Linked DNA regions of Mus musculus: all the other regions are linked to region 1. The links are chromatin loops, found by intact Hi-C in ENCODE. Cell type or tissue: left cerebral cortex. All regions are shown on one strand. Region 1 has its middle 8.2 kb from the start of Tars. Region 2 holds the start of Npr3 (natriuretic peptide receptor 3). Region 3 has its middle 13 kb from the start of Gm34501. Region 4 has its middle 4.9 kb from the start of Gm34759. Region 5 has its middle 4.4 kb from the start of Zfr.

Region 1 (5,000 bases):
AAGGAAGGAAGGAAGGAAGGAAGGAGGGAAGGAAGGAAGGAAGGAAGGAAGGAAGGAAGGAAGGAAGGAAGGAAGGAAGGAAGGGAAGGAAGGAAGGAAAAGAGGCCTTATGGAGTCTGCGGATGCTCTTACGCTATTTTATCTCTTCAGTTTTGAGCACTTGGGTTTTCTCAGTTCATCTTCACCAGGGCAGGATTTCCCGGGAGGCCGTGCTCCAGCCCGTTCCTGCCTGTCATCTCCTGAGTGCTTCAGTTATACAGAACTTTGCTTTTTGTGCAGCTCACTCATCCTGTAGCCCGGAATACTCCCTATTCTTCTTGGATTACTAAAATAATAAAGCTGGTGTTAGCAATGATTCTTTATGTGGCATAATCCGTTCTCAATCCCACCGAGGGCAAAGAACTATTGCCAGTTCTCATGTGCATGCACTATCTATGACTATCCTATAAGCAAAACTTTCTGCTTTGGATATCAAATCGTCAATTTAACCATTTTTGAACGAAATCCTCCTAAATAAAAACTGACATATCACAAAAGATAGAAACTGCAGATGCATACATTTTTGTTGTTTTTGTTGTTGTTGTTTTGGTTTTTCTGTTTAGCCCAGGCTGTCCTGGAACTCACTTTGTAGACCAGGCTGACCTTGAACTCAGAAATCCACCTGCCTCTGCCTCTTCCTCCGGAGTGCTGGGATTAAAGGCGTGCGCCACCACGCCCGGCTTAGATGCATACATTCTTAAACTTGGCTACAATATCAAGATTGTATTGATAGCGTCTGTGATCTTTAAATGATATAATGTGGTTTTATTGTTTTGAGATTTTTTTGTCTACAGATTGTTACTATATCAGATCTCCTCATACCACTAAATTACTGTGGACCAAAATTAGATACCCATATTTATTTAAAAATATGAATAGCATAAAAGCTGATGTTAAATAGTTTGATGAAAAAATAATACAAAAAATTATTTCCTTTCTCAAAAAACGTCCTTTCCAGTTTCTATCCATGGCCTCATTATAGAAAAACAGGAAGCTACCAAAATCTCAACCTCAGATTAACCAGGTGTTTACGAGATTCAGTATCCTTCATTCAATCCAAGCAATTTCTAACATCTTCATGTGAATTTACCTCTAACTTACAAGGAGGAAGAGTAATTCCTGAGTAGCAGGACTTCTGTAACCAGCATCGTCACTGTGTTACTTTGATCTCATTCATTCTTTTGTTTGTTTTTATTCATCTGAATGATGCTTTTGCTCCTTTGAGACAGGATTTTGTCATGCATCCCAAACTGGTTTCGAAGTGGCCTACCTAAGCCTTTAGATGCTGGGATGCTGGGATTCCAAGTGCCTGTCACTATGCACAGACAGATAGTGCCTTAAATCACAGATATATCGAACAATCCCTTCCCAGTTTACAGAGGGGAAAAGAGTAACATTATCAAATTTGATAAGTTCCACACAGAGCAAATCATTTCTAAGCAGCCTTCCTTCCTTTAAAGAGAACACATCCAACAAAATACAAGCCAACGTCTTGTACAAAGTACAAAGTGTTGAGACTAACAAGCTCTGAGAACCTAAAGCCGTTTGATTTGCCTAAGCTAAATAGCACATGTTCTATCATTGAATTCATATCACTGAGAAAAATTAAGTTCTTATTCAACTAGTCAGGTATTTTGACATTTAGGACTGGCTGAATAGCAAAATAACCTGTGACAAGTGTGCCATCTAGTGACCGCTCCATTAACTAGCGGTCTGACTATTTCCCATCCCTGTAATCCACTCCACAGTTACTGCTACTGTAGGCAAACACTTAGGACTGTAAATAACACGGATCTGGGGGATCTAGTCTAAACTTCTGTAGTTGCTTTTTTTCCTATTTCTGGGATTATAAACAGTTTACAGGAGAAAGGGTTTTATTTGGCATACAATCGTAGTCCATTACTGAGGAAACTCAGGCAGAAACTCAAGCAGAAGTGGGAGTCATGGCAGAGTACTCTCCATAGCTTGCTTAGCCTGCCTTTGTACACAGCCCAGGACTGCCTGCCTGGGTGGTGACCTGAGTACTCCCACATCAATCCACCAAGAAAGTATCCCCCAATTTATGGGCCAATCTGATTGAGGCAGATTCTCAGCGAAGGTTCCCAGATGATTCTAGTTCCATCCATTTGACTAAAGACAAAACAACATAAAGCAAAGCAAACAGCAAAGCAACCAGCTCGCCTGCTCGCCTTCTCGTTTTGTGCTCAGGAAAACTGGACTTGAGTGGCATCGACATCCACCTTGAAGTTACTTGGCTTAATGACTCCAAATCAGGTATAATTGATGTTTATGACTTTTTTATTCCTCATAAAAGATACACACACACACACACACACGCACGCACGCACGCACGCACGCATGCACGCGCAAACAACATATATAAACACAAATATAATACCTGAGTTATCTTTGACTTCCTCAATTGCTTATAAAATATAATTCCTGGTTCAGTAACTGAACATACATTGCTGCCTTTCATATTACAGTACTTTATTTCTTCAAGTGTACTGTAACTCCCTTAAGTACAAATTACAGAGAAGCCTTGGACAAAGTATTTATAAATGTTTGTTCATTTAAAGCCACGGCTACACTGAACTTTCAAGGATAAAGGCAAGGAAGTTTTGATTAAGTGATATTTACAATACGAGATAGAATCAGGTGACGTGACTTACAGAGCTATCTGCTGCAGAGTTGCTTCCCCTGGGCAATGGTTCACAGCTTCCCCAAGTCTGATTTACTAAAATGACAGCAGCCGTGGAAGACATGTAACCACTAGGTGGCGACCGTCTTCCTAAGCCCCATTAGCAACCAGATTTGACAAAGGAGACACAAAGTTACTGCGTGCCCTTCTGAGTCTCTAAATAAAACATGGCTACTTTCCTTTTATTTACATGTTTGTAGCTGCTTGTGCATTTCATCAGTTGAGTATTTATAATAAATCGTCTGTGTTGTCCTAGAACTCTAAAATATGCATTTTATCCCTTTTAGGAAGAAAAGCGTGCCAACTCCTTCAATTGTAACTATATAAAGGTAGCACAGCAATAGAAAGGAAATCGTGTCAGTAAAATGATCATTTTAGTTAATGACAAGGAAAAAAGCCTAAACATCTACCTTAACATAATCTATTTAGAAACCCCTTTTTTATGTCAAGTAAGGCCTTGCTACTCACATTTTATGAGCTGTATTTTTGTGTGTCTTAAAACTCTTTGCCTAGGCATCAGTTTAGCCAGAAGATAGCAGAAATGTAGAACCACTGGGGCTGTTGGGCTCAGGGTACATTTCACCAGCAGAGGGCGTCACTTGACCGTTCAATTTGCCTCCCATTTATGAATTCCGCCAACTACGTGCATTCTAGAACAAACACCAAGCCTCCACTGAAGTTCGAGTCAACTTTGCCAAAATTAGTTCTCAAGGACGTAATTAAAGGTAGTCCGAAGTCAGTAGTGGGGGTGGAATGGGAGTGGAGTAGATTGGGATGTGAAGCTAATTCACGTGTATTTCGTCTAGGCTCCACCCCTCAGTTACCTGGCAACAGCTCACTATAAAAGGAGCTGCTTGCTCCCTCCTCTCTCTTTTCTCTTCTCTTGCTCTTGCTCTTTTACCTTCTTCCCTTTCTCTCCCCATTCCCGTCCCCCTCTCTCTTCCCGTGCTCAAACTGCTGCTGCTGCTTCCTCCTCCTCCTCTTTCTTCTTCTTCTTCTTCTTCTTCTTCTTCTTCTTCTTCTTCTTCTTCTTCTTCTTCTCTCTCTCTCTCTTTCTCTCTCTCTCTCCCTCTCTCTCTCCCTCTCCCCCCACCTTTCTCTGTCGCTCTGCCTTCTTGATCTCTACCTCAACTTCCTTCCCCATGCCCTAAATCAACTCTATTCTATACTATACCTCAAGGGGAAGGGATGCATCCGCATGGGCCTGAAGAGGTACCCCCACACCAAACCAAAACATGCCTGGGTTCTAATCTTTTTTATAAAAAACAGCAGTGTGGCCTTGCTAGAGGAAGTTTGTCACTGTGGGGGTGGGTTTTGAGGTCTAAGAAGCACAAGTCTAGCCAGTGTATCCCAGTCTTTCTTCACTTCTGCTGCCTGTGGGTCAAGATGTAGAGCTCTCACCTCCTTCTCCAGCACTGTGTCTGTCTGCATGCTGCCGTGATGAGATTGGCCTAACCCTCTGAACTGGAAGCCAGCCCCAACTAAATGTTTCCCTTTATGAAAACTGCTGTGGTCATTGTGTCTCTTCACAGCAATAACACCCAGAAACAGTAACAAATAGTTTTGTTAATTGTTAATTTTAAGAGGGAAAGGGTGGAGGTATTTGTAAGAATGATCTAGGACATGTTGGCAAGTTCTGACTGGGTATTTTAATTAGGGGAGTCAAAATAATAGATTTTGAGTGCTGAACCTTGATGTTTTGATAGTTGGACCTTGATGACCAGTCTTAAGAATGAACCAATGACCAAATAAGGGGCTAGACCTTGGTAGCTAGCTTTAACAGTTTGGCAAGGAGGAAAAGGATTGGTGCCATGTCTGCAATGCTTCGCTCTGCTAGAGTCTTTCAAGTGGTCCACAAGCTCCCAGACATTTTGTTAACCAATTTTTCAGGGACTGCTTGCTTCCAGATGAGATCGGGCAGGTAGAAAATAGGAAATTGCCTCCCCTAGTGCCTTAGTCAGGGTTTTACTGCTGTGAACAGACACCATGACCAAGGCAAGTCTTATAAAAACAACATTTAATTGGGGCTGGCTTACAGGTTCAGAGGTTCAGTCCATTATTATCAAGGTATCCAGGCAGTCATGGCACAGGCAGAGCTGAGAGTTCTACGTCTTCATCCAAAGGCTGCTAGTGGAAGACTGACTTCCAGGCAACTGGGGTAAGAGTCTTAAGCCCATACCCACAGTGACACACCTACTCAAACCAGGTCACACCTATTCCAACAAGGCCACACCTCCAAATGGTGCCACTCCCTCGACCA
Region 2 (5,000 bases), 500 kb before region 1:
GTTTCTTCAATAGCGTTCTCTAAAACATTAACTGTATGTTTAGAAATGGAAGTCTCAGTACTCATTGAACTTCAGAAAGGGTTTTTGGATATGTGTCAGGGCCTTTCATCTTTTCTGCCTCTAGGGGGAAGTGTGTTTTCAACAATTCTGTCGTGCAGAAGGGATTTTCTTGTGCATTAAGGCTTCACTGTGGTAGTCTTCAGTGTGACCTCGGGATTGGCTGGACAAGATGGAAGGACCTTGGAAAATCTGCAAGGACCCTCACTTCACGAGTTTCAGGCCAGGGTTCTGAGGCAGGGGGATTGTGGAGAAAAATGCCCCAGACATTTTAAAAGTACATTTCAAAGAATCATTCTTTGAAATGACACATAACTTCTCCATACTGTGGGGCTGTGGCCAAAAAAAATACCTGGACACAAAACTCACTGACAGAACTAGAAACAAAATAGTTCTTGGATATTGATGAAAACATTTCTAAATCTTTTAAAACGTCTATGAGTTTCTGTAATATCGCATTTAACATTAATATGTTTAGGCTTTCAGCTAGCTAATTTTATTCCTTTGTTTTCTTTGACAATCGAAGTTGATAACTGAATTCTGAATGTGAAAAACATGGCCCTTCCCCAATTTCAGTGATTAGGTTTTTGTTTTTTTGTTTGGAGTTGAAAGGAACAGTATGTAAAACCTGAACGCAAGACTGTTTCTACTTATCCCTTTTCTTTCCTATTTTACTAACATTTATGATAAAAAATGTTACAAAAGTTATCTTTATCAAGTGGTGTTCAGTTTTACTGTTCTGGAAAGCCTAAAAACATATTGCTAAGATATTATAAGATGGTGCGTGCCAGTGTTTGTGTGTGTGTGTGTGTTACATTGCATTGAATTTATCTTAGCCAAGTAACTCCCATCTCCAGCTTTCTTTTTTACCTTTTATTGGTGATGGGACCTTGTAAAATTAAATCACCCAGGCTGGCCTTGTGTTATTCTGCAGCCCAGGCAGCCTTTGATATCCTCCTGAGTAGTTTGTGTCACCAGGCCCAGTTAAAAATGTGATACACAGAATATGATTGACAGTGACAATCTGCTTGGTTACCAACCCTATTTTACATAGTATTGTAGGTGACCTTTTCCAACAGTAAATATCCTCAGGAGACAAAGAGCTGTTTAAATGCAACTTGTAGGGGCTGGTGAGATGGCTCAGTGGGTAAGGGCACTGACTGTTCTTCCAAAGGCTCTGAGTTCAAATCCCATGGTGGCTCACAGCCATCCATAATGATATCTGACACCCTCTTCTGGTGTGTCTGAAGTCAGCTACAGTGAACTTATAATAAATAACTTAATAAATAAATCTTTAAAAAAATAAATGTAACTTGTACATTCTTTGGGTCACAGTTCATTTTTTTCTGGACTAAGATGGCAGAACTATGTGATAGTTATACATGGTAGTTTTAGCTGGTTGCCCAAAGAACTCTGATGGAAAGTAAACAGATCCTCCTAACACCCAGAATAAGTAAACACAAACCTCCCAAGAGCACAATAGACTTGTTACTGTTAATAATCTTGCACTGTTGGCACTGGAAGACCTTTTAAAAAAAATCTCAGCATCTGTTCAGTTGGAATCTGCAAGGATGTGTTGAACATGCACGCGGACAGCAACCCTGTGTTCCCCTCCCCTCTGTTTCTGGACTGATCCACCATTTCCTGTTGTCTGTGCTCTTTAACAACAGGCTGGAAGCTGAGTGCTTCTACCCAAAGGCCACAGGGAGGCCAGGGTGCTAGCCATAACGTAAGTGCACTGCCCTGCTGTTGACCCAAGAGCGAGGCTGGGCAGCGCCAGAGATGCGAGAGGCACTCCATACCCGGTGCCCCTGAAATCCCAGACTCTTCCAGTGAGCCCACATGGTACACTGCAGAATCATACCGCTGTTGGCTGGTGTTCCCCAGACACAGGGCATACCGGGTAGTAATAGGAAACCGGCTCCGTCCTTCACGTCTCCTGGCAACCAGTTGAAATCCACTAAGACCCTCGGAATCCAGGATTTAGCTGTTTATTTTTTTCTTAAATAACGATGACTCTATAAACAAATGTTTGCTCTCCCAAGTGTTCAGGAAGGATTTAATTGCTGCGAAGTGCTAAATGTCAGTTTCCAACGTACGTGGATAACTCTTCAGAATTCAAATTTATATATCCACCTCTCTTAGAACTGGTTAGCAGTTCTAATTAAATAAACAAAAGCTCACCTAGGATTTAGAAGCCCCTACTTACAGCGAAGGCTTAGGGATCACTGTCCAACTGAAATCTAACCGGCACCCGGTATGAAGTTACCTTCGATTGCAGTTTTTTTTTTTTTTTTTTTCCACTGCTAGAGAGGGTGATGGAGAGAGGGCTGTTAGTCACTGATGCCTGGATTTGCCATGTCCTCGAACACCTCGATTTATCACTTCATAGTCACAAATGAGAGCAAGGACATTTTAGGGGGCTCGTAACTATTAAAAAAAAAGAAGAGAAGGAGAAGGAGAAGGAGAAGGAGAAGGAGAAAAGGAAGGAGGAGAAGGAGAAGAGAAGAGAAGAAAGAAAAAGAAGAAGAAGAAGAAGAAGAAGAAGAAGAAGAAGAAGAAGAAGAAGAAGAAGAAGAAGAAGAAGAAGAAGAAGAAGAAGAAGAAGAAGAAGAAGAAAAGAAGAAGAAATAACTATGACTTAACAGCAGCAGCCTGGGGCAGCGGGTGAAGAATCGCGTTCAAGATCCTGCCGAAAGAGGGCGTAAGTTTAAGTTAAGATTGGAGCACACACTGACGCCCAGCCAAATGAAAGAACATTTAGAAACATTTTAAATTAACTTTAATTTGCAAGACTTTGGTGTCAGAACTACCTTGTGTAATACAGCCTGTTCTCGCCGTAAATGTCTTTGCTGCGTGACCACGAAAAGAGGGTGCAGGGCCCTCTGGACCTGCGCAGCTGCTCGGTTCAGAGACGCGCCTCTCTGGTCTGAGACTTCTCCACAATCCTTTCCACTCCGTCTGCATCGCTGTGGTAGCTGTGACCAGTGGAAAGACTGGGTCTACCGGGCAGGACCTTTCTGGGCATCCTAGACTATCGGGCATCCTGGAACAGAAGCGCTGGGGTTGGCAGACTGCTTTTTAGGTACTTAAAGATTCTCTGGGGGAAGATCTGGGGGGCCGGGAAGCGGGAGTCCCTTTTAGTTGCCTGGTTTAGCAAATAGTACCTTAGGGTGATGCTTTTCAAGCTCCGCGACACTTCCTGGAGCGGAATCATTTATCCAACATCGGAAGCAACAAGTTTCGCTTTTCTGGTCTCAGTGACCCCGCGGAGGGGCTGCGCACTGGGACACGGTGACGCTGCGCCCACTGTGATTCTAGCGTGTCCCAGCAGCCCAGAGGGAGGAGGGCACCCACGCCGGGTGGGGGAAGGAGCGGTGCGACACCGTGCAGGCCAGATGGGCTTACCAGCTCTGCAAATGAATTTTCCTGCACCAGGACCTTGTTCCTTGTTCCCCGACCTTGCTCCAGGGACCAGAAAGGTCAGGTGCGGGACAGGACTGGGCGCACCCAGACAGAACGTGGCCAGATCAAGAAAAGAGGTGAGAGTCTATGGAGTTTTGCAAGGAAGCCACCAATTTGGAGAAACATTTCCCCTTCGTTTTTGCAGTGTGTGTGTATGAGTGTGTGCTTTGTGTATGTGCGCGCACTCATTTCTTTCAAACATATATACACTTTTTTTTTTTTTTTTTTTTTTAATCCTGGGGTTGGAGAAAGCGGAGCCAGGGAGAGGCGGGGACCTTAGAGTAACGCTGTGCCGCGAGGTCTCCCGCGGGTGTAGACGTGGGCGGTTGCGGCTTTGGGCCAAATCTGAGCACCGGCAACTAGTGGGGCTTAGGGACCCGGCAACCGCGAGTAGGCCAGGGGTGCGGGGAGGAGCCCTGATGTAAGAATGTTAATGAGAGGCTCCCCCAGCCCAGCCCCCACCCCGCCCCACCCCCACCCACCCCACCCGTTGCAGAGACAAGCCCGGCCTCGGCGCGCCATGTGTGGTAACGCGCTGCGCCGCTGCCACGCTATTTAAACCCCGGCTATGGATCCAGAAAGCCGCGCGAATCAATGGGATCAAACGCGAAGGAGGTGCACCGTCAATTACAAGCACTTGGACAAGTTTAACTTTTTTTTTTCTTTTACAAATAAGGCCTTCAAACGCAACCTTAGCAACGCCCAAATAAGAAGCCACCTCTAAGCCAAATAGCCTATGTGCAAAGGGAGGGAGAATATATATATTGATAATAAGTCTATATGTATATTACAGACGCACAGGTTTACATTCTGTGAACTTTTTTCTTTCTTTCTTTGCTTTAAAATTTTTTTTTTTATTTTTTAAACCTAGGGACATTGTAGAGGAATCTTCCTATCTTTTGGCGAGTTACTGAAGGGGGTATTCTGTTTTCTTGGAGCGCCCAAGGGGGCGCAGGGACAGAGGAAAGAAAAGAGCTGGGAGGAAAAGGGCAGGGTGGGTGGGGGGCAGAGGGCGAGCCGGCGGCCAGGGCGAGCGCTTGCTGGCAACACGATGCGGTCCTTGCTGCTGTTCACTTTCTCGGCGTGCGTGCTGCTGGCCCGGGTGCTGCTGGCTGGCGGCGCGAGCAGCGGCGCCGGGGACACCCGGCCAGGCAGCAGGCGCCGGGCGAGAGAGGCGCTGGCGGCTCAAAAGATCGAGGTGCTTGTTCTATTGCCCCGGGACGATTCGTACTTGTTCTCGCTGGCCCGGGTGAGGCCGGCCATCGAGTACGCGCTGCGTAGCGTGGAGGGCAATGGCACCGGGAGGAAGCTGCTGCCGCCAGGCACTCGCTTCCAGGTGGCCTACGAAGACTCGGACTGCGGCAACCGCGCGCTCTTCAGTCTTGTGGACCGCGTGGCGGCGGCGCGCGGCGCCAAGCCGGATCTCATCCTGGGGCCCGTGTGCGAGTACGCGGCGGCGCCGGTGGCTCGGCTGGCGT
Region 3 (5,000 bases), 330 kb before region 1:
ATACCCAAGGCAAGATTTAAAATGCTTATAAGTATATAAAGGTAATTATTGAGGAAGCTAGATAACATATATTAAATGGTTTCTGCAGAAACCATAGCATGTATATAACCCAATACCTTAAAAATCATCATTAGTCTACAATGTTGGCGTTAGTCCCAGGCCCTGTGATCTCATTAAAGGAGGAATGACTGTATTTGCTGTCTGCCCACAGGGTGTAGTGCAGTGGCCAGCAATTTAAAGACATGCTTCTTGTGAAATATGTTTTCCTTTTGTTTGTTACCTAGTTTAAGGTCTCAAACCCAAGTCTTTTGTTGACCATCGTCAAAATATTTACCAGTCCAGTTTAATCCATGACCTTTCCCACTAAGAACTTTTTTTTCCTGTCGATTTTTTTAAAAAGAAAAGAAAATGAGTGGCAAGTTTCAGTTTCAATTCAAGCTATAAAGGTGTCGGCCTTCATGTGCTTTTTAAAAAAGATCTGTTAAATACGCATAAAGTTGAATAATCTTATGAGACTGAAAAATAATCTAAGCAAGTGACAATGATGTCAACAAAAATCACACATGGAGTGTTGGGAAAGTTCAATCACATACATGCTGGGTCAGAATAATGCTTGACTAACTAATTCCAGAGCAGAGAAGACATAGACAGCATGCTCCCTGATACAAAGCAATGAAGCAAGAAATCAATGAGAAAAATCTACATACATGCTTCTTAAAGCGTTGATAATGATAACCCATTCTAAAGGGACAGTAAAGAGTCCGTTGAAATTCAGCTGGCTCCCCCCACCTCTGATATCTTTATTTTTGTCCATCCATTTTATTTAAATGCTTGAAGGTAGGGATAGGATAAGGATGTCAATATGATCCGATGTCTTCCGCATCACTACAAAGCCCCTCCCTGCTGCTGCTTTTGCTCGGCATGTACTTTTATTATCCAGCATATTCTTTTTGCTCAGGAAAGAGGCCAGCTGGTTGTTAATATTCTGATCATCAACCCATCTTTGCAAACTAATACGGAAGGATGTTCAGCCATTGCAGAAGTTGGGTACAAGTAGCATTGGCATTTCATCTAGGCTCCATCCCATAGTTACCTGGCAACAGCCAGGTGTGCCTGACTCACTATAAAAGAGGCTGCTCGCCCCCTCCTCACTCTCTTACTCTCTTGCTCTTTCTCTTTTACCCTCTTTCCTCTCTGTCCCTCCTCTCCTCATTCCCCTCCCAGCCTCTTTCATTTCAGGCCTCTCCCTCCCTCCCTCCCTCCCTCCCTCCCTCCCTCCCTCCCTCCCTTCCTCCCTCCCTCCTTCCCTCCCTCAATTCCCCTCCCCATGGGAAGAGATGCCTCAGCATAGGCCCACAGAGGCACCCCCCCCCCCCCCCATCATAACAAGCCTCTACCAAACATCCCTGGCTTCTTCTTCTTCGTTTATAAAACACACCAAGTCGGCTCTGGGTAAAAGTCATGCTTGTAATGACTTTGGAAAATTTAGGGATACACATATATTCCTAGAAACAGTGGCTACTACAAAGCAGACATCTTATTTAATCTTCATCCTGTCTGCCTGAGGTAGGTATTATGGTCTGATAAAGAAACGAAAAGCATACGGACCTTAAAGGACTCCGTCACTGGCTTTCTGTCTTCTCACAAACCGGTCCTTTCTTTTGTGCTTTCTTATAAGAAACCAGGCAGTGTCAGTGAGTGGCCGGGGGACTTAGGGTAGACATTAACTAAAATTTGAGGGAGGAACATAGTCTTTTTTCCTACTTTTTAATGTGAACGTCTTGATTATTTAAATTTTGTTTTACAAGGAGCATATTGTATGTTTTTTTTTCCCTTAAAAAAATTATCGGATAAAATGAAGGAGGAGTCGTTAATTCGTCCTGGCTCCAAAAGCTTATTCTTGTGACAAACTCCATTGGAGCTATGGCCAGGAACTAGCAGTACCCGGTGAGCTTAGCGCTGTTATGAGAAAATAAAGGCCCCATCTGTATCAGTAATGCTTTGTATTTCTTTAGCACCTAATCTGAAGTTGTCCCTAAAGCTGAATAAACAGTCATTTATCCTCAGGGCACCCTGCGAGCTCCCTGGTGTGGTCTGGGAGGGTGTAGGGCTGAGTGATGATAGCCCACGATTAGTTAGCTTTCTGCCCACACTTAGGGATTCCAGCCCCTGGAGGGAAATCACTTCAGCTCTGTGTGCCTCCTCCCATCACCCTCAGCTAAAAGCATCATCGTCTCGGAATAATTCTTGGCCTCAAAGGGATGCTATTAATTAGCCTAAATACTAAAGGGCAGGACAATGAATGCCAGTTGTTCAGGATGAATGGATGGGGGATTTTACCCAAATCCTATAGCTGGCAGCTCTCTGGGAGAAGAGTGAGGTGACTTGCAGCCGCCACAGGAGAAGGCAAAGCAGAAGGAACAGCGTGGCCACTGTCCTGGTGTCACGCCCCCTCCTTTAACCACAGCGGACCACGGTCCCTGCCTCCACTAATTAGAAATTACTTCAGCACATAAACAGGCACTTTACAATGTTTTCTTTTTACGACGGGCCCCATGCTTGCTTCTCCTCTCCAGTGGCAGAAGGAACCAGCGCTGGCTTCCCACTGTCCCCAGCTCCTTTGCCGTTCCACGCCTACTCAGCCACAGAGAGAGCTGCAGCCACCCAGGCCCAGGCTGGGAAGAAGTCGGTAATCGGCCTTCTTCAACACGAATCTCCAAATGGCCTAGAGCTCTCAGCCACTACCACAGTCTTCTTTCTCCCTTCTCCCTCCTGTTCCTCCATCAGTAAGGTTCAGAAGGTTCCTTTCATAGAAAGCCTCAGTAGTGACAGGGCACTCTCCCTCAGAACACCCTTCCCATACACCACTCCATCCAGTGGTGAGTGATAACAGCGCTGTTTGTGTTTAATTAGCCCTTGGGTTACGGGCAGTTTGTGTTGAGGGTGTGGCTGTTTTAGTTGGTTATGGAGTTGACAGAAATATATGTGTATTGATGTGGGTCCCCTGTGTGTGCCCTCTCAGCGCGCTGGTCTGAAAACTCAACAGGCCCTCGTTCTACTGCCTGTGGAGGCAAATTATTGATACCTCCAGGAACTGATTCTGCTCCTTAAGACCGGAGTGATAATGCGACTTCTTAGGCTCTAAGTACCCACCAGGGCAAGGGTCGACAGTGTTTGTCACCCCGTTGCTGCTCTGCTTCCCAGAACTAATCAGAGACCAGCTTTGGAGACGACTGCCTGGGCAGCTGGCTCCATGCCCTGACCCGAGTGTCATCTGTTTATTTCCCTTATTTTTAAAATCATGTCTCTCATAGGATGCATGTCATGGCTTATATTCGTAAAAAAAAAATAACTAAAATAGAAGCATGATTATAAAGTAGTGGATCCCTGAAGGCAAACATTACAGAATGGACGCTCATCTAAATCTGTCATCCCTTTCGAAAGCATCCCTTTTGAAAGTTAGTACACACAATCCCAAAGTGGCAGTGTTTAGTAAGACCTTTAAGGAATTCTTACTTGAGGCGTGATATGTGCAACTAAAAGAAAATGGTAATTTTCTTCATTTAAAATTAACACATATCCATATTGAAAGCCTTGATTTTCTTGTTCTTCTAATTTAAACTTATAGTTAAACTTAGAATAAGCATGGCTAATCTCTCTCTCTCTCTCTCTCTCTCTCTCTCTCTCTCTCTCTCTCACACACACACACACAATACAGAATTCATGTAAAAGGTTTCTCTTCCTAATCATATTTTTTGCCGCTCGAGTTTTGCCCGGATGAATCCTTACTCAGTGGTGATGAATCTTCAGCCTGAGTATAATTTAGAACTTTGGAATTTAATTCCATTATACTGAATTCAGAAAGTATTTATCGAGTGTGTTTGCATGCAAAGGACCAATTAAATAGAATAAAGATTAACAAGATACGTTCAGATTGATTTTTTTTTTAAAAAGCAATTAGCTGATTCCAAAGACGATACAGAAAAGACTTACAAAGTATTTGAACAATTGCAAGATCGTTGGGGTAGGTGTCCTCTCCACGGTGTGTGAGTGTATGTGTGTGTGTGTGTGTGTGTGTGTGTGTGTGTGTGTGTGTGTGTGTGTGTGCATGAAGGGCACAGAAGAGACAGCTGTGTAAACTCTTGGAGTAATAAGAAAATGAATGCAATGCACACAATTTGCTGGGTAAGAGTATTTTGTGGCAAACTGTAGCAGTTTTCATTGCTCCGAAACAAAAACTAGGCTGATATTAAAACAAGAAACTGGTTTCACGTCTCAGGTTTTCTTTGATAGTCTTGGTTTATTTCTGTTGTCTTGCTGGAAGTCCCAACCAGGACCTACTTTTCCCCCCAAAGATAAGTGGCCTGGAGGATCAGCTAATTCTGTGATACTGACAAGGACAGTGGTGTTGCCTCTGACTCTCTACAGGGAACATTTTTGGTTAGTATAGATAGCTAGGCCTGTTGGTATGCAATGGACTCTTGGTCTCTTTCTTAGTCTTCTCTCCACCTTTCCTCCACTGGTAAAGAAACACATTTCAATTTCCCCAAGGGGGAAAAAAAAATCAAAGAAGCAATATTCAACCACAGTTTCTTATGAAAGAAAGGCAGACTAGGTCCTAGGGAGACGGCTCAGAGGGTGAGCTTGAGGTGTGGGCATGAGTACATGCATTTGGATCCCAGTTGTCCATGTCTATACTCTAGTGCTGGGAATGAGGGTGGGGGCAGAGCCAGGCGGATCGCTGGAGATCACTGACCAGCCTGCTCCCCAGCTTCAGGGTTAGCGAGATCTGCTGCCCCAAAACATAAGCGGTGGAGAGTGGTGGAGGAAGAAACCTGGTATTGACTTCTGATCTCTGCATGTGCATGGACACACACACATACAGAGAGACAGAGAGAGGGAGAGAGAGAGAGAGAGAGAGGAAGAAGAAGGAGAAGGAGAAGGAGAAGGAGAAGGAGAAGGAGAAGGAGAAGGAGAAGGAGAAGGAGAAGGAGAAGGAG
Region 4 (5,000 bases), 680 kb before region 1:
TTTCGTCCCAGAGATCAAGACATAAAATGGGTGAGTTCCAAGTTTTCTGAAAGTACTTTCAGATGAACAGCGCTAGCAGTAAGTGAGCATTCTGTGGCTAGCTGTGGCCTTAGTGCATTCTTTGTTGCTGCATCACAATACTAGAAACTAGGTACTTTATCACTCCTAGTTCCGGAGCTTTAAGCACGTACTGCTGACATTGACTTGGTACTGGTGAGGGCCTCCTGGTAGATGTCACAGCTGCATTAGTGTATGGAGAAGAAATCACAGGGAGCCAGAGGCATAGCAGTGGTGGGGATCAGGGGCCAGTCCTGCTCTGCTAATTAACGACTCCTTAGATGAGAGCTACCCAAGATACCAAGGGAACAGATGAATCCTTTCCAAAGTTAATGCTCCAAACAACTCAGTTTCTTCCCAGTAGGCTCCGCCCCTTGCAGGTTCTATCATCTCTCAGCATCAGCACACGGACATCACACCTTCACTGCACAAAACTGGGGAACAACCATCGAAGGAGCACATTTGAACCACAGCCAAACCAGAGCGTATGTTACCTATTGAAAATGCTTGACAGGGGCCAACAAGATGGCTCAGTGGGTCCACGTACCTGCTGCCGCCTCTGACAACCCGAGTTCAGTTCCCCAGGATCACATGGTGGAAGGAGAGAGCTGACTCTGAATTCCACGTGTGAGCCACAGTGTGCGTGTGTGTGTGTGTGTGTGTGTGTGTGTGTGTGTGTACATTAAGCAAATCAATAAATGTAGTGTAAATAGATGAAAGAATGAGTATTTAAAAAAAGAAAATCTGAGTGGAGGGAAAGGAAGATGGCAGCAGACATGAATCAGCTTGGCTATGACCAGCCTCAGGTCGTTATGATATCATAATGTGTTAGATTAGTGGGTTAATTTGTCTAATCTAGGTGGGCAGCTTTTAACATTATCAATTGATTCTGAAATTATTGTATTGGCATCTTGTGTATTGAGAATTTATTGATATGTAAGTCTGATTGATTAACTATTTAAAAAAGAAAATGAAAGAAAAGGAAAGGAAAGGAAAGGAAAGGAAAGAAAAGAAAAGAAAAGAAAAGAAAAGAAAAGAAAAGAAAAGAAAAGAAAAGAGAATCCTTGCCTAGGCTGGGTTATGACTCAGTTGGTTGCGTACATGCACAAGGCCAGGCACTGAGTAAAGTTGTAATGATGGTGCATGCTTACAATTGTAAAATTCAGGAGATAAAGTCTAGAGAATCTACCAGAAGTTCAAGGTTATCTTTGGCTACATAATATCTGATGCAAGGATGTGTTATACGAACTCGTCTCCAAAACAGTATCAAGAAAACACTTGACAAATCTTGGCCTTGTATTGTGATTTTCTTTTTCATGTGGTTTATGTTTGTTGTTTTCTCCCCCCCTGGTCCCCCTTTATATTGAGGGGCACAGGGTCTCTGTCATTGGTCTTGTTGATAAAAGAGTTTAGAAGTGGATACAAGCCCTGTGTGGCATCTTTAATCCCAGCACTCAGAAGGCAGAGGCATGCTAGGCAGTGGTGGCACAAGCCTTTAGTCCCAGCACTTGGGAGGCAGAGGCAGGCAGATTTCTGAGTTTGAGGCCAGCCTGGTCTACAGAGTGAGTTCCAGGACAGCCAGGGCTACACAGAGAAAGAGAAACCCTGTCTTGAAAAACAAAACAAAACAAAATAAAACAAAACAAAGCAAACCAACCAAACAAAAAAGAACAAGAACAAGAAGAACAAGAACAAGAAGGCGGCAGAGGCAGGAGGATGTCTTTAAGTCTGAAACCAGTCTGGACTACATAGAGAGTTCCAAGACACTGAGGAGTATAGAAAGACCTTGTCTCAAAAAACCCACCCCCCTCCCCTCAACAAATGGATACAGAAAGGTACATGATGACAATTTACTGGAGTTAGAAAAGATGACAGGTCAGACAAGTCAGAGATTTAAGTAGCTGAAGGAAGGAGACAAATGGGAAAAAGAAATTAAGTGTTTAGTTAAACCAGAGGCTCTCAGCCTTCCTGATGCTGTGACCCTTTAATACAGTTCCTCATGTTGTGGTGCCCCAAACTGTAAAATTATTTTTGTTACTTCTTCATAACTGTAATTTTACTCCTGTTATGAATCACAGTGTGAATATCTGCATTTTCCAATGGTCTTGAGTGACCCTAGTGAAAGAATTATTCGACCCCCCTAAAGGGGCGGCAACCCGCAGGTTGAGAACCACTAGTTTAATAGAGTGCAAGCAAGAAGATACACTAAAGAGGAAAGGGGACTATGACAGGAGAAAAAGAGCTCTCACACTAAGTAAAGGTTACAGATACAGAGGCAGTTACAGTACTCAGCAGATAGAGGCTCCTGCCACCAAATCTGGTGACAGGAATCCAGGCCCTACAACTCTCTTGTTGGAAGGAAAGAGTCTGGTTTTCCTCTGACCACTACCCAAGTGCTGTAGGGTGCGCGCGCGCGCACACACACACACACACACACACACACACACACACACACAAATGCATCCTACTGGATCTGTTTAATGTTTCCTGTATGTATGAATATTTAGGGTTGACCACTTAGAATTGGATAATCTGTCACGAGGCTTGTGTCTGGAGAAGGTGGCCATCCATTTCCTGTAAGATCTGTGACACCTCACCTCCCAAATCGTCTGAATACAGCCTGAGGAGGCTGTTCCTGCAAAGCTATCCCAGAGAAAAGTTCTGTGTGGATGTTGACTAGAAGAGACATGAAATACAAAACCAGAAAAACCTAAAAGTCTCCTATTGTACATTGTAGTTTACCTCCAGACCACCAGGGGGTGCATGGGTTTTGGTCAAAGACTTGGGCTGTGCTGGAGTAAGGTTGAGGGAATTTTTTCCAGGTCTGTGTAGGGCAGGTGAGGAAGTGGTTGTGCAGCCTCTTTCTATGAGCCATGGGAATTAACCCTTTGACTGGCAGAGTGGGATATGTCTTGTCTGATTTTGGATGCTGTCGGCGGCCACTGTTATTAAGACACCGTCAAGATAGAACATTAAGCAAATGTGCTTATTTTTGGTTACTGATGCCTTCGTTTGAGCAGGTTTCTGATGCTTTCTTCTGTGTTTCCTTTCAGGCCCCATCCCTGGTCCAGGGCAAAGCCTGCAAAAACGGAGTATGAGAAAGATTCACAAGTCATTCTCAACTTTGCCATCAGTGATGACCTCACAGAGAAGGCCAGATACCTTGGTGTACAGAAAGAATCACAAATGGCACCGAAATTCCTAGAAGCAAGGCTCCATCTTGCATTTGTTGCTTTTGTCTGTTCGGTTTTAAGGTTGAGAGCAGATGGCCTGGCTGCATCAGTAACAAATGAAGTCAGAGCTGACTAGGGAAAAGAGCTGCAGAGCCAAGAGGGGAGGGAAGCTGAGCTAATATCCCCCACCCTACATCTCTCTGGGGCACTATTACTGCAAATATAGCCTCCCTCCAGCCCCCACCGAGCCACCTGGAGGAGAGCATGTAAAAATAGAACTTTCTGGACTGCATCCCAGCGTGAACATCTGGACCTCCAGTCTTGCTCCGCTTGCATTTTGAACGGAGTTCCCACGTGATGTCTTATGGATAAACATGGCCTGTGGAAGGAGAGGTAAGCCTCCTGGGGTGTGTGGGAGGGGAGACCGCTGCTCAGGGTGATACTGTTGCATCAGGCTTCAAGCAACACATCCCAGGGAGGCTGCCCTGTGTAAAGCTAAGTGACCAGAATCCGGACCTGAGGGGCTAGGGAGGAGGTGTGAGATGTTCAAAGCTAGAGTGTGAGCAACATGAGGAGCCATCAGCAGGGTAAGTGGGCCACAAGTTCCATCTTGTGTTTTCTTTGATTGGTGGTTTAGTTCCAAGAGCTCTGGGGGTACTGGTTAGTTCATATTGCTATTCCTCCTATGGGCCTTCAGACCCCTTCAGCTCCCTGGGTATTTCTCTGGCTCCTTCATTGGGGACCTTGTTCTCCGTCCAATGGATGACTGTGAGCATCCACTTCTGTATTTGTCAGGCACTGGCAGAGCCTCACAGGAGACAGCTATATCAGGCTCCTGTCAGCAGGCTCTTGTTGGCATCTGCCTAGTGACTAGGTTTGGTGGTTGTTTATGGGGTGGATCCCCAAGTGGGGCAGTCTCTGGATGTGGCTCTAGCTGTATATGTAGCAGAGGATGGCCTAGTTGGTCATCAATGGGAGGAGAGGCCCTCGGTCCTGTGAAGGCTGTATGCCCCAGTATAGGGGAATGCCAGGACCAGGAATGGGAGTGGGTGGGTTGCAGAGCAGGGGGAGGGGATAGGGGGTTTCTGGAGGGGAAACTAGGAAAGGGGATAACATTTGAAATGTAAATAAAGAAAATATCTACTACTACTACTAATAGTAATAATAATAAAGAAGGGTAAGTGGGGCCTCTGCGAGGGAAGCTGAGCCATCCCTGCTCTGTGCCACAGAGAAACTCCCAGAAGCCCAAAGCAATGTTGAGCGATGCTGGTTGTATCAGCAAACGCCTGTGAATACCCCCTCTTGCTCCAGAATGTCTTTTATATTGCAGGCAAGCATCTTCCTTAATTTTTCCCTCCTAGCTCTTCCCCACCTTCAGCTTCACTTGAGTCAGATTTTGTTTTGTTTTTTTAATATTCTTTTCAAATGCCCGTGGGGAGGGGGAGGGAGAGATGAAGCTTCTATCGAGAGTTACAGGGATTTGTGTATTCTTTTTACAACGTTTTGACTTCTCTCACTCTGACAAATATTTTCATTTCACTTTGAGGCTAACCTGGTCTATCCAGCGAGTTCCAGGCCATTGAGAGAAGCAGCGGAGAGAACCTGGAGGAAAACTTAGCAGTGCATAGGCAACTGGAGTACAAAGGATGGAGACCTCTAGGTTGTTTGCACATCTGGAGCATGTGTTACATCCATACACGCTGTTACCTATGGGCGTGATGCTAGGCAGGGTAGCAGTGTTCCAGTCCTCCCCACTTCCCCCTGGCTTCT
Region 5 (5,000 bases), 710 kb before region 1:
GTGTTGAAAAGGTGACTTGCCTTGAACTTCACGGAACAATGAAGTCTCTAGGCTAGCTAAGCAGCCAGCTGCTTCCATAAGCCTCACCACTAGTAAGCTATTTGCATTAAATGGGAGGAGAAGAGTCGGGTGGCAATTGTTGATTTCTGTTAAGGGCTGGCTTTCTGTTTGGCTGCTTGTCTTGAGAGGATAGAGTTACAGTGTTGATAACTTACACTGAACTGAAGTAGAAACTGGCTTCTTGGTGGTGATGGTCCTTCGGGGTGTGACAGGCTAGCCTATAGTAAGTACTTTAGCTTGCCCTCACCTTGTTTAGGAAAGATGTTTGGAGCAGACTGAAAGAAAAAAAAAAGATCTGGGTCTTGGGGGAGCTAGCAGGGGGATATTCTGATTAATGTTATTTAACTTTTTGGAGCCTCTTAAGATAGGAATAACAGCATCTTCTTCATATGGGCCATTGAGATGGCTCAGCAGGTGAAAGTGCTTGCTATCAAGCCAAATGGCCCAGGCAGGTACAATATGTCCCCTGACCTTCCCTCTCGTGTCCACACATATACACAGGCATACACTAAATACAGAAGAAGAAGTATTCTTCAGAGTGCTGTGGTAAGAGTCAGATGGGACTGATTTAAAGCAGCATCTAAACTTCTTATTAAAAACAAACCAAAACCAAAACTGGGACCCCGAGGGATGGCTTAGCAGGATTCAGGTGCTTGCTGTGCAAACATGGAGGCTCAAGTTTGACCGCTGAAACTCATGGAAAGATGGAAGGAGCGAACTGACTCTACAAGGTTTCCTCTAACCTCTACCTATGTCCATGGCATACACACAAGTATATCTCTGTCTGTCCGTCTACTTATCTGCTTGTGTAATACACACCCACACCAAACAAACAAGGCTGGATGTTCTTTTTAAAACCAACCTTCTAGTAAGTAAATACTCCATGCAGAATATCCACCTACAATCCAAGAACTTCATTATGGCTTCAAGCTTGAGGAGTATGTCACAGAATACCCAGCCAGGCCACACAGCAGCATACAATCCCCTGGGCTAAGAACAGAAAACAAACTTTTCCTGGAGCTGAGGATGTAACTGAGTTGGTAGAGCGCTCGCTTGCCTAAGCTGGCATTCACTCAGGAAGCTCTGGCTTTAAGCCCCATCATCACATAAACTGAGCACAATTGATGACCCCTGTAATCTCAGCCCTGGAAAGATAGGAGCAGGAGGTCAGACGTTCAAGGCCATCCTTAGCTAAACAGGAAGTCTGAGCCTGACCCAAGATACATGAGATCCTGCTTCCAAACAAAATAGCACCAGCAACAAATAAGCAACTGATGGAGATCGAGAGAGCCTCAGTCCATGGCGTGCAAGCATGCCGACCAGAGTGCTGAGCCTCAGCACCCCATGGCCTGCACCTGCAGCCTCAGCTCTGCGGGGACAAGGGCAGAAGTGGGACGCTACAGGAAGATCCCTGGGGTTCTCTGCCTAGCCAGTCCAATCAGAAGGGCTCAGTTCAGCTGCAGTTGAAAATAAAAAAGCCTCAAAATCTGAGGGGGAGAGCAAAGATCATCCGACATCCACCTCTGGCTTCTATGTGCAACCACACACATGCACATATGTATACAGGCCCTCACAAGCTCACACACTGGAGGTACATAGGTAAACACACAAAGACGTGCTTGACTGGAGTCAGCGACCTATGCTACATAGGTAAGCCTGTGCTCCTCATCCTCCTCAGGACAAAGCTGACTTCTAAGTTTCAAGACTTTACATGATCTGGCCTTCCTGCCTATTCACCGTCTATAACGCCGTATTCTCATCATGTCAACAACCCTGACCTCCTGTTTACATGTCCCCTCTGCCCACACAGGGCATCTTACAATCTCCTTGCCTAGAATTCTTGCTTCTCTTTGCCTTAGGTAGTGGAGGACTAAACTCAATGCAGTCTGCCCTCCGCATCCCGCCATGATGTCCCCTCTGTGACCTCTTCGGTTGATCAGATTGTGACTGTGCTCCCAGAGCACAGTGCGATTTTGCCCAGTTGCCTCGTCACAGCTACAACTTTATTGTGTGGTGGTTCGGTGGGTGGGGAGTTCTCCCACCAAACTATGATCTTTCTGAGCGCAGAGTGCCAATATCGAATGCCTAGTGACAAGTCACCAGAAAGCACTTGAAGAGTGATCAAGCAAGAGGATGCACAGCTTAATCATGCTTTGATGAGTCAGAATGCAGTGCTGGAGTCCCACAGTATTTGGGGTTATAATTATGAACCTCAACTAGCATCCGAAGACAAATTAGAGAATGTTAATTGGCAGTTCTGTTAGCCACAAGGTGGAGCTCATCTGAGAAAGCCTGTCTTCAACTGCACCTTTGAGGCCTGGTTTCCTGAGAGACCTTGTGGAATACAGATAAACCAGGCAGAAAGCAGGTCACATTAGCTACTATGTATCAAGAAGAATAAATAGCAAGAGCTAGTTGGTTTTTATAGTCAGTTTGACACAAACCTACACATATTTGGGAAGAGGGAATCTTAGTTGTCAGAACGACTCCAGAAGATTCTCTTGTAGGCGTGTCCGTGGGCTCTGTCTTGATAAATGATTGGTGTGGGGGAGGCCCAACTCACTGGAGGTGGTAGTGCCATTTCGAGGATGGTGATCCTTGGTGCTAAGCAGTGCTCCCGCATGGTTTCCATTTCTGCCTCCAGGTTTCTGCCTTGAGTTCCTGCCCTCAGTTACATTAGTGATAGAATGTGATCTAAGAATTGTAAGATCAAATCAACCTCCACCCCCCCCCCCCCACGCTACTTTGGGTCATAGTGTTTATCACAGCGATAACTCTTAACTAGAGTGAAGAAGAGCAAGACTTGAGACCAGCCTGTGGTGAGTTTTAGACCAGTTTGCCCTGCAGAGTGAGACTGTCTCAACTTAGCCTCGCAAAAGAAAGGCTGTATTTCACATACTGTGAGAATCACTCTTTTAATGTATTTAACTCAATGACATTTAATACATTCTCTGAGGTATAGAACTCCCAGAGCTTGAAAATATTTTTCTCACTGTAGTAATGGAGTCTATGCCAATTAGCAATCATGTGTCTTCAGTTTCTCCCAACCCCTGATTGGGTATTTGTTTATTTTTCAAATTCTAGGGATTGAACCTAGAGCTTTGAATCCAAGTCTGTCTCCCCCATTTTTCTTTGCTCTGTGGCCCTGTCTAGGTTGCTATTTACAATGTAACCAAGACTGGCAACAATTCTGCCACCTCAGCCTCCTGTGAGGATTACCCAGCAGCTACACCTCAGGCCTGGCCATAGAAGTACTTTCTATCTCTATGGATTTGTGTATTTTGGACATATGAATAAACGTTAAGAACATCTATCTTTTTGGTCTAGTTCTCTTCACTTAGCATAGTATTTTGAAGCCCCATTGTCAAGTTTGGAGACAGTCTTGCTTTCTTCGTCTCAGTGTTGGGACTGTGGCTGTGGGCCATCACACTTGGTGCACAGGGATGGGAGTTCTTGCTATGACCTCTATTCATATTTCTGCTGACTCACACCTAGGAGGAGACTGTTGGTTTACCTTTTGAGACAGAGTTCCCTGATGCAGGCAGCCTAGATTGGCATCAAATGTACAATTCTCCCACCTCAGACTCAGGACTGTTGGAGTGATAAGAATGTACTACCATGCCCAGCATCTTTTCTTTAATATCTAAACTTTTCTTCCTCCCCCTGCCCCAGTTCTTCCCTAGTTCACACGTGTCTTGCCTAAGACTGCCTAAGCAGGCCACTGATCTTTTTGTAAGGGTCAGATCTCCTAAACCAATCTCTATGGAGATATAAGGAATCTACGATTTTTTTGAAATGGCACCATGTGAACAGTCCTGTATATTATAATACATCATCTCCAGTGGTTCTTTAAAAAAAAAAACCAGTAAGCTACGCAGAGGCAGAATTTAAATTTTATCGGCTTACGTACTGACTCCAGCAGGCCAATCCTTTATGATATATGGTGATCCCAAAACATGTAGGAGGAACCTCTCACTACATGTGATCTTGGTGGTAGGTCACCAGCTATGTTTGTTCTCCGCCTTAGTGCCTGTGGCTGTTTCTCCCTTATGAACTTCTAGAACATTCATCATTGTCTCCCTAGTTAGCCTCCCTCCCATTCTTTGCGTTTCCCAACTCATAAACTTGTTATTCCTAGCTGTGTATCTCTCTTCCTCTCAGGAAAGAACATAAGCCCCTCAGGGTCAGGAACTACATCTGACCGCTGAGTTTCCAATGTCTGCCACCATGCCTAGAATAAGTAGGCACTTAAATACTTGACAGCAACGTATTAAAGACATATGTAGTCAATACCTTTCACCACTACCACCCCCAGCTACCACCCATCGTGATAACAGGCGTATAAGGAAATACCAACCTAGTTTTGTCCTCCTGGTTCCCTTGACATTCTGACTCACCGTGTTCACTGCCAAATCTCAAATCCAAACACTAGTGTTATAAAGGGTTTCATTGTGTCGGTAATACATTCCTAAGAATTTGAAGAACTTGAAGAACTCCACACAGTCATGAGGAATAACTATTTAAAGGCATGGAGGGGCTGGCTGCAACTTGGTGGCACTACCGATTCCACGGATTCCAGCCCTAGCACTGCTAAAAATATATGAAGATATAAAAATAAATGCAGCTTGAAGAGTCTCAGCCACTGTGTTCTCACTTAGACACTGATAACCATATCAATAAGCAAATGCTAAAAGGCATATTGATTTGGAACGACACTCTAGAGCAATACTATCCAATAGGATTTTATTTCAATATGAAATCATTCTCTAACTGCTCAACATGGTAGCCATTACTGAGTACTTGAAATGCAACTGGTGTTACAGAAGCTATATAAATTTAAATGTAAAGACTTACCTGTGACTACTGCCTACTCTATGGGATAGTGTAGTAGTGGAATCTGATGATCCAAGTTCAAATCCCAGCTCTCCTACTAGCTGACA

Evidence for each region. Peaks named below come from ENCODE experiments on the same cell type or tissue, not always from the same donor. Only the 100,000 strongest peaks of a DNase experiment are listed, where the experiment ranks them.
Region 2: a loop joins it to region 1, with 6 times the contacts of the local background. A loop is called at or near these places in 17 of 42 quality-filtered maps.
Region 3: a loop joins it to region 1, with 2.7 times the contacts of the local background. A loop is called at or near these places in 13 of 42 quality-filtered maps.
Region 4: a loop joins it to region 1, with 3.0 times the contacts of the local background. A loop is called at or near these places in 14 of 42 quality-filtered maps.
Region 5: it touches region 1 in a loop (3-fold over the local background); 4 of 42 quality-filtered maps call a loop at or near these places.

What each region holds. Positions count from the first base shown.
Region 1 is chr15:11,405,374-11,410,373 of GRCm38, reverse strand. No RefSeq gene overlaps it. Among named protein-coding and RNA genes, the nearest start is that of Tars, 8.2 kb to the right of the region's middle. In left cerebral cortex, CTCF peaks have their summits at 1,734 (motif pointing left), 2,801 (motif pointing right) and 3,368 (motif pointing right); DNase peaks (open chromatin) are centred at 1,741 and 2,809.
Region 2 is chr15:11,905,213-11,910,212 of GRCm38, reverse strand. It overlaps Npr3 (natriuretic peptide receptor 3), which reads left to right and starts at 4,539. Exons shown (of 8, transcript NM_008728.2): 1 at 4,539-5,000. The coding sequence starts at 4,574. Gm5144 (predicted gene 5144) reads right to left here and starts at 3,688. Exons shown (of 2, transcript NR_131059.1): 1 at 3,225-3,688; 2 at 2,823-3,103. In left cerebral cortex, CTCF peaks have their summits at 117 (motif pointing right) and 2,773; DNase peaks (open chromatin) are centred at 2,869, 3,441, 3,904, 4,853 and 1 more place; H3K4me3 peaks cover 2,286 bases; H3K27ac peaks cover 1,477 bases.
Region 3 is chr15:11,739,662-11,744,661 of GRCm38, reverse strand. No RefSeq gene overlaps it. Among named protein-coding and RNA genes, the nearest start is that of Gm34501, 13 kb to the right of the region's middle. In left cerebral cortex, no CTCF peak of the experiment used is centred here; a DNase peak (open chromatin) is centred at 2,562.
Region 4 is chr15:12,082,902-12,087,901 of GRCm38, reverse strand. No RefSeq gene overlaps it. Among named protein-coding and RNA genes, the nearest start is that of Gm34759, 4.9 kb to the right of the region's middle. In left cerebral cortex, a CTCF peak has its summit at 2,803 (motif pointing right); DNase peaks (open chromatin) are centred at 2,819 and 3,525; H3K27ac peaks cover 1,333 bases.
Region 5 is chr15:12,110,942-12,115,941 of GRCm38, reverse strand. No RefSeq gene overlaps it. Among named protein-coding and RNA genes, the nearest start is that of Zfr, 4.4 kb to the left of the region's middle. In left cerebral cortex, a CTCF peak has its summit at 2,338 (motif pointing right); DNase peaks (open chromatin) are centred at 2,324 and 4,504; H3K27ac peaks cover 501 bases.